Regions from separate parts of the Homo sapiens genome. Here region 2 is linked to region 1. A link is an interaction called in ENCODE POLR2A ChIA-PET data of the cell type or tissue named here. Cell type or tissue: MCF 10A. All regions are shown on one strand. Each heading gives the region's core, and the rest is flanking DNA. Links, peaks and the distances in the headings are about the cores only. Region 1 overlaps ENDOD1 (endonuclease domain containing 1). Region 2 has its middle 10 kb from the start of SRSF8.

The links. ChIA-PET counts read pairs that join two places held together with the same protein. Peaks named below come from ENCODE experiments on the same cell type or tissue, not always from the same donor. Only the 100,000 strongest peaks of a DNase experiment are listed, where the experiment ranks them.
Region 2: POLR2A ChIA-PET joins it to region 1 with 8 read pairs; 22 of 35 experiments call an interaction of 5 or more read pairs at or near these places.

The regions. Positions count from the first base shown.
Region 1 is chr11:95,132,284-95,136,684 of GRCh38, forward strand. It overlaps ENDOD1 (endonuclease domain containing 1), which reads left to right. Exons shown (of 2, transcript NM_015036.3): 2 at 1-362. Among named protein-coding and RNA genes, the nearest start is that of LNCRNA-IUR, 16 kb to the right of the region's middle. In MCF 10A, for the core only: no CTCF peak of the experiment used is centred there; DNase peaks (open chromatin) are centred at 838 and 2,358.
Region 2 is chr11:95,074,674-95,079,074 of GRCh38, forward strand. No RefSeq gene overlaps it. Among named protein-coding and RNA genes, the nearest start is that of SRSF8, 10 kb to the left of the region's middle. In MCF 10A, for the core only: no CTCF peak of the experiment used is centred there; DNase peaks (open chromatin) are centred at 328 and 1,988.

The DNA.
Region 1 (4,401 bases), core at 159-4,158:
ACTAGGTAGTTGGGAGGAGGAACCAAAGTGAACCATCCTTCATTTATTCAGTCATTCGTTCATCTGTCAAACACGTATTTGGACATCAAGGTTGCAGAGATGAACAATGCATGGATTTCATCTTTGAGGAGTTCAAAACCTAGTGGAGAGAACACATGGTACAATCGTAACACATGAAGGACAAGTAAGTGCTGCAGTAAAGGTACTAATAACATGTTCCTTGGAACAGAGGAAGAAAAACCACGAAACCATGGAAATTAGGGAAGCCTTTACAGAGGGTGTGACAAAACTCAATTTGACATTTTCAAGCTATGTACAATGATGTGCACCTTGCAGATGCTCAATAAAGTAATTACTGACAACTCGTTAGCAGTTCTGTAAAATATCTAAAAGGGGAGAATCCTAATAGTTGAAATGAGGCTTGGGGACTGTGAATTGTTGCCATTTTCTTCTTGATCCGCATTAATTCAAGCAGCTTCCAGTGACTGGCTTTTGTTCATTTCTTTAAAAGTTTGCATCATACATGAAAAAACAGAGAGGTCTGGATCAGTGAAACAGGACTTAGAACTATTTTTTAATGTTATTGCTCTGCAAAGTATTTGGGACAATAAGTGTTTTTGATATCTTGCATAATTAAGCACCAAAGACTTACTGCTTCACTGAATCTGAATCACATAGAAAATTATAGAAATACTTTTATTAGTTTGTTTATTCATTAGGAAGCTCCCACAGTGAGAGAAATTACAAGCAGTCTCTGACGGGGGCTGGTCCTCTCTGTGGCCTTTAGTAGGGTGATCCTCTTGGGTGGAGGTGGCAGTAATTCTTGGCTGCCTTCCCAGTGTGGGCAGCATCTTGCCTAAGCTCACCACAGAATACGTGTTTGTCCAAATGTTACACTACAAGCCATATAGTGTGGACTGCTTGCTTTTCATTAATGGGTTCTCAGTCTTCCCATTGTCTCTCTTTGTAGGTATTTTCCCCCAGGTCATGGATTGATGTCTAACTCCAAATCAATTTTTAAGCTTAAATTTCAACAAAGAAAGTGCTTATAACCACTTGTCATCCTCAATTATCCATTGTGAGGAGGTGGATGTAAGATGACTTCTGGAGGCCAGTACTTCCTAATGATTAAGAGCCCACGCTCTAGAGTCAAAATGATGTAGGCACAAATCCTGGCTTCCCCACTTATTGTGTGATCTTCAGCAAGTTACTCACCTCGGCTTTCTCATCTATACAATTATGAGTACCTATCTCAAAGGGTTGCTATGAGCATTAAATGAGTTAATGAACATAAAGCATTCATCACTTACCATGCTTGGCACATGGTAAGTGCTCAGCAAATGTTAATTGTTGCTAGATCTATTGTGGGCAATGATATTTACACTTCTTGGACAAAATTGGTTTGATGGTGCCTTAGAGGTTAGGATGTTTCTAGATCAACGCTGGAAGAACCAGGATCAAAGTGTGGTCTGGGAGTCAAAGTCATGAATGAAAATGAAGCAAGCCAGAACCTCATCAGTGGTGTCCATGAATCTGAAGGTACAGATGAGGGTTGGACCTGGAGTCTCAAAAGAGAAGGGTCAGAAAACTGAAACTCAACATGTGTCCAGCACTATTCAGTTTTATCTCATAATCAAGCCTCCAAAATCCAAACACATTGTCAGCATCTGCTTTGAAGGTAAGCATTGCAGGTAGGATGAGGCAACCCAAAGATGGCATTGAGAAAGAGGCAGAGCCTCTTGGACACTGTGCCTGGTGAGTGTGGGTTGGTGGGGGAAAGGCAGGTGATCATTCTGATACAGGGCCTTGGGGTTAACTAGTTTTAGTTGTCCTGTGACACTTTTGGGAAAGTCTTCAAACCTTTGTGAGATTTAATTCCTTATCAATAAAATGTGGGTAATAAAAATATCACCCCATAGGGTTTTTTGTAAAGATCAAGTGAAACTAGCTTTGTAAACTATCAACTATCATAAAAATATAAAGATTCATAATTATAAGTTTCCAAGGTTGGTCCTATTTCTTTAAAAATTGGTGCATACTTCCATTTTTTTAAAGGTGAGTAGATGTGAATGAAAATTAAAGTGCTTATTCAGAAAGCATAAATGGCTTAGCCAGAAATTGGGTTTGACAGTAAATGTTGAACATTATGCCTTGGGAACTTAAGATTCTCAGAATGCTGCCTCATCCAGCCTTGAGTCCTACTTTCTTAAAACCCAATCAATCCCGTTTTCAGTAGATTCCTCCACACACCTCATGTCCATTTGCTGTCTGGCTCGGCTGAATCATTGAAATGAGTAATAGGCACTGAAATGAAAGACACCATATGAATCTTGTAAAACCTGAAAAGAAACAAGTGCGAGACAGTGAACAGTCCTGGTGAGTCTGAGAACTGGCAGAAGCTGCCTAGACCGCCCCTGGCAGCCTGCACACTCAAGGCCAGCCCAGGCCTGCCACTGACATCTGTCCCTGAGAACATCAGACAGCAGCTTCTGGGCTTTGTTTAGGCTGCACCAAGTGTGTGTTTCTCCAGCATTCTTGCTGATTTGGCATATCCAGATGTATTCTGTTTACTGCGTCTGGAAGGAAACTTCCAGGGGAATAGAAGTCTCAAGTGAGGAAGTGGCAGGCTTATGTAAAGGGGAGAGTGCACCTGGAACACAGGAGCCCTGAGTTTCCCTCCTCTGAGTTACTGTACATTTTCTGGTTGTAATCACTGGTATATTTGCAAAACAAGAGAGGGACCATCTCTAGGGTCTTCTCAAATTGCAGGCAATAAATCCTTGCTTTTCAACAAGTACTTTCATATATTTGGGTCACAGAGATTCTGATTGCATTCTCTCAACTTATCTCTCCTATCTGAAGGTTACCAAAAGTCAGAGAAATTCCCTGCGATGTTATCAGGAAGGACAGGGAATGATACATCCTGAAAACATCGTTATTTTTATTATTATCATCAGCATTTCTTCTCCCCAGACTTAGAGAATTAATTAGCAGGGTTGCCATTAGGTGGTGGCCAACCTAAGAGTAAGAAATGTTAGTAATGCCCCTGGCTTCTATTTAACTCCCTCAGTAGCCTGAAGGGTTGCCAGAAATCTCACCACTTGGCACGCTTCCTGTAGACTAGGAAAATACAAATAATCTGAAAGAAGTTAACACATTGTGTCAATGCTAGCAACTTAGGGTAAATGATTTTATGAAATCCTTCCTACTAGCTGGGAACAATTCTACATGCAAGTAATTTTTTTTTTGAGACGGAGTCTCGCTCTGTCGCCCAAGCTCCGCCTCCCAGGTTCACGCCATTCTCCTGCCTCAGCCTCCCGAGTAGCTGGGACTACAGGCACCGGCAACCACGCCCGGCTAATTTTTTGTATTTTTAGTAGAGATGGGGTTTCACCGTGTTAGCCAGGATGGTCTTGATCTCCTGACCTCGTGATCCGCCCGCCTCGGCCTCCCACAGTGCTGGGATTACAGGTGTGAGCCACCGTGCCCGACCACAAGTAATTGTTTTGATTGGTAAGAGGTATGGTGGGAATACCATATTGAGAGTCAGGAGGTGCCTGTCTTAGACCAGCATCCTGTGGAACTGGAGCCTTACCCCAAGTGAGCCCTTTATTGTAAGGGCTGGAGACAAAGTGAAAGACCCTGTAAGATCTTAGAAATCAGGCCACAGAATTTTTCTCTAAATGTCTAATATTAGATCAGTCCATAATGGATCAAAGTAGAAATGCACACCTGAAAGAAATAACAAGCGTGTTGGGCCTATTGCACTCATAACCAGTGGTATGCTGGTAAATGTTGAACCACCAGCTTTCTGTGTTTGCGGGGAGAGCACCCTGATTTGTAATGTTTGCCAATTTCTGTGGTGTCAATATTTCCATCACAGCTGATGTCAAGCTGCCAATGTGACATCACTGAAAGCAGCATTGGGAAGAGATGTACACAGCCTGGGCTCCTGAGCTAGTGCAAGTCACTGGGAACTGGCTCCCCCATACCACTAACTTCATCATCCAATTGAGTGCATAAGATACACAGAAGGAACATTTCCAGCAGAAAAGAATTGAACAGCTATAGTATGGCAGAGGGAGGAAAATCACTGAAACAAATACTGACCATGCCCTTTTGAGTACTATTCAGGAGAGAGGAAGGCTTGACAATCTGAACTTTAAATATTTCGAAATCCAAAGACTACATCCCCAGCCCTGTAAAATAAATTCATAAGGTTATTTTAGCTCAGTGCCATTAAACAATAACTTATCTAATGCCTTATTTTCCATCCTTTTCCAGTCAAACAAGCTTCTGCTCATGGCCTGGCTTTCTTTTTTTTTTTTTTTTTTTTATTATACTTTAAGTTCTAGGGTACATGTGCACAATGTGCAGGTTTGATACATAGGTGTACATGTG
Region 2 (4,401 bases), core at 160-4,159, 58 kb before region 1:
ACATCTGAGATAAAAAGTTAAAAAGGTTTCAGTAACTGTAGTGAAGGGCCCTATGAAAGCAGTTCATACTGCTGAACTAGATTCTCAGAGTGGCTGCCACAAAACAGAAGTGTTGAGATGAAGCTAAAGGCCAGTCCTGAAAGCATGCAGCTTTCTACTCCGAGTTCTCCCACTACTTTCCCCTCTGTTCCCCTGCATTTCTGCATCTTCCTGCCACTTGAGTCCTCCCACCAGTACATGAAGGGTCAAGAGGCCTGTGCCAAAGTGGTGACTGTGATGAACCAAGATAGATTTCCCTGGGCCCAAGCCACTCCTTATATTGGCACCCAGCTGTGCAGCAAGCTTCCCTGGCATGGCTCCAGAGCTGCCGAGGGTTTCCTTCCTCGCTATCAAAGAGAGGGTGACTCCCAGGAACGTGTGCCTCTGTTTGTCCATTACAAATGACCTTGCATCCTTGTTACGAGAAATTCCAGGAAGGCAATTACTCTGGATAGTAATAATGATTCTCTGTTAATTATTCCTTCCATCACCTCCTCCCTCACAGCCTCTTATTTTTCTTTTAATGGTGAAATAAATAAATGATGATGTGGTTTTGTGTTTTCCCTCTTGTCACAAACTCAGCCCATCCATTGGCATGCTGTGTATCATGTATACAAAGTTGATTCTGAAGCGTGATGTGTTTAGTAAAGCAAACCTTTCCCTTACTCACCACTTTTACCTTTCCAGCAGTTAGTTACAGAGGAAAACCGGATGTAGAGCCAGCTGAACAGCAATTGAATCTGGCCTTGCCACTTTGTGGTCATGTGACTTTCAGAAAAAAATCGTTGATTTTCTCTGAGCCAAAATTACAGTGCAGGATTTTTGTGAAGATATTGTGTGATGTAAATGTGACAGGCAAGTAGGAGGTGCTTGATAGATTTGAGCAAGAATTCTGTGCATTTATGCATTCTCCCTACCTCTAGGATAAGTCCGAGGGCAAGGACCTACTCTCATATCCTTTATTTCTGTGATGCTCAGTTATACCACTGTCCTCACCACCACTCCCACAGCCCTACCCATTACTTTTTTAATTAATGAGTTTTATTTTTTTAGAATAGTTTATGGCAAAACTGAGCAGAAGTTAGAGTTCTTCTATAGACCCTGTCCCCACATATGCATAGCCTCCCTCAGCAACATCCTCCACCAGAGTGGTGCATTTGTTACAGCTGATGAACCAATTGATGAACACACCATTATCACCCAAAGCTCATAGTTTATATTAGGATTCAGCCTTGGTGTTGCACGTTCTTTGAGTCTGGACAAATGACTTATAATGATAAGTATCCACTCTTATAGTATTATTCAGAGTAGTTTCACTGCCCTAAAACATCCTCTGTGTTCCACCCATTCATCCCTCCTTAACCTCTGGCAACCACTACTGTTTTTACTGCCTCTATAGTTTTGCCTTTTCTACAATGTCATATAGTTGGAATCACAGAGTATGTAGCCTTTCAGATTGGCTTTTTTCACTTAGTAATATACATTTAAATTTCCTCCATGTCTTGTGGCTTGAAAGCTCCTTTCTTTTTATTGCCAAATAATATTCCATTGTCTGAATGTATCGCAGTTCATTTATTCATTCATGTATTGAAGGACATCTTGGTTGCTTCCAAGTTTTGCAATTATGAATAAAAATGATGTAAACATTTATGTGCAGGCTTTTGTGTGGAGGAAAATATTCAGCTCATTTGGGTAAATACCAAAGAGCTTGCTTGTGGGATTACATGGTAAGAGTATGTTTAGTTTTATAAGAAACTGCCAAACTGTCTTCTATTACTTTCACTAGTAGGAAACTTCTTTTTTTCTCATGATCTACCCACGTATTTGTACAAAAGTTCACATATACTTATTTGCAAATTCCTCTCCTTGTTGTACTTGGCCTTGTTGCAATGCTGCCAGGGCAAGGTCAAGATTTCAAAAACAATCAGGAGCCAGAAGAGCCAACCTTTCTTCAGAACTCCTTCACTAGCTTATTGAGCAATCTTTCAGTAAATCATCTCTTTCCTCTGGCTCTCCACTTCCTTATTTGGGCAAAGGGAGCTCTTAGCTATTTGCACCTGTGCTAGAGTTGGCACACAACAAGTTCAGACCAAAGCAAACACAATTTGTGCTCAATAAATGTTGGCTATTATTACTTATAAGCCCACATTTGTAAGATGTGCATTAGAAACTACACTTGAATGCACACTTGTAGAGGTTGGTGTTTGGGTCTTGACTCTAAGATTTATTTTAAAATTTTAACTATAGGTTTTGACTGACTACCGGGCCACACTAAATTATTCATAAAGATTAACCATTACACTAACTATTTTGTGTATGTGTGAGAAGTCCTTTCCAGATATTTAGAAATAACTTCACCCTGATATGTATTTCACTGAGCTGTGACCATATAGAAATTAGAAGTTGGGGTTTTGTTCAGTGTTTTAGTTACCTATCATTGCTTTAAGTAGAAAACCACAAACAGTTGCTAGGAATTGGCTGCAGAGATAAGTGGGAAGGAAACCCATATAAGTTGAATAGAACCAGGGTAATGAACAGCCCCTCACTCCAGCTGCCTTGCAGATCCCACTCTGCTCACCAGCCTCTCAAGATGAAATTTCTAACATTCTCTAGTTGCTCCTCATTGCCACTGATCTGTAGCAACTGTCAGGGTAACACCTGGGGACCCTTCTCACTAATCCGCAGCAAGTGCTGGATGTTATGGAGATAAGCAGTTTCGGGTAGACAAAGGAGGGGAAAACCTGAGTGCTGTAGGGAAAGGGTGTCATTGTTAGAGGTGCCACCTTACAAAAATGTAATATTTGTACTACTGGTATCCTGGCATTCAGTTTCCTTGTGTCCTAATAGTTCAGGGCCCTCCACCCAAAAAAGTACCACACTCAGGCCTGTGGATCTCTGAGAGCATCTTTTCCTGTTCTCATCACAATCTTTTATTTATTTATTTAATTTTGAAATGGAGTCTTGCTCTGTCACACAGGCTGGAGTGCAATGGCACAATCTCTGCTCACTGCAACCTCTGCCTCCTGGGTTCAAGAGATTCTCCTGCCTCAGCCTCCTGAGTAGCTGGGATTACAGGCACGTGCCACCACACCTGGCTAATTTTTGTATTTTTAGTAGAGGGGGGTTTCACCATGTTGGTTAGGCTGGTCTGGAGCTCCTGACCTCGTGATCTGCCCCCCTTGGTATCCCAAAGTGCTGGGAGTACAGGTGTGAGCCACTGTGCCCAGCCAAAATCTTTTATTTTTTTGGCCCATCCCTCAGAGCCTCTTCTTAAAAGATTCACATTGCATCTGTCTATGTATTTCAGGACCCATTTATTCATTTACTCATTCAATAAATGTTTACTGAGAACCTACTGTTCCAGGCTCTGTTCTTGGAATTGGGGACACAACAGTGAAAAAGACAAGTTTCAACTCTCTTGGATGATCTATTCTCATTATCAAGAGTGATATATAATAACATGTCAAGTAATTGTAAGGGCTATGAGGAAAAATAAAGCAGAGTGAGGGGTTAGAGAGTAACAGAGGCTGCTTTATCTGATAGGATAGCTACAGAAACCTCCGGGGGATGTGGTCCTTGAACCTGTGACCGCGGGAATGGGGCTTCATTGTGGGCAGAGGGGCAAGTGCAAATGCCCTGAGATAGCAACATGTGCTCACAGATTAGCAAAGGGGCTGGCATGTAAGAGTGAGGGAGTAGGAGCCAAGGCAGGGATCTGAATGTGGGGATGAAGCAAGCATAAATGTCTTAACTCACTTAATGCATACTCCTCCAGAAACCCCTGAGCAGTTGGAGTGGTTGATGTTTCAGGTAAGCAGGGGGTGGAGGAACTTGGGGACCACAGAGCCCTTGAAAGCACTCATAATTCACAACCAACCCTGTGAATGGCTCTCTTTCCTACCAGATGCAAATCTTATGAGAGAAGGAATTATACTTTTTGGTTCCCTGCTGTGTCAGCTAACATGACATGTATCTGACTCCTACCAGGCACTTCATACTACTGTCTAATTGGATTGGACTCTAGCAGTCACAGCAGATCCCTGGCATTCACTAAGTTAACAACAGTCATTTCAGCTGCTTATGAGCAATCTCAAATCAGAGCCTGCGTAGGAATTTCCTGGAAAAACAGCTACTAGGTGGGAGATCAGGTATGAGAGTCAAACAGGCAATAGATTTGGAGTATTAAGGCTATGCACTGGAAAACCCTGGCTCCAGATAAGGATAATATTTAGAAAAGTGCTAGGATTAGGAATTTGCAAAGATCTCAGGATCCATTCCTTGTGAATATCAAGTGTCTACTCAATAAGTTTTTCCCACCTGAGAAACTCCTTAGGAACCAAGTGGCCTAACCTTGCCTCTCAT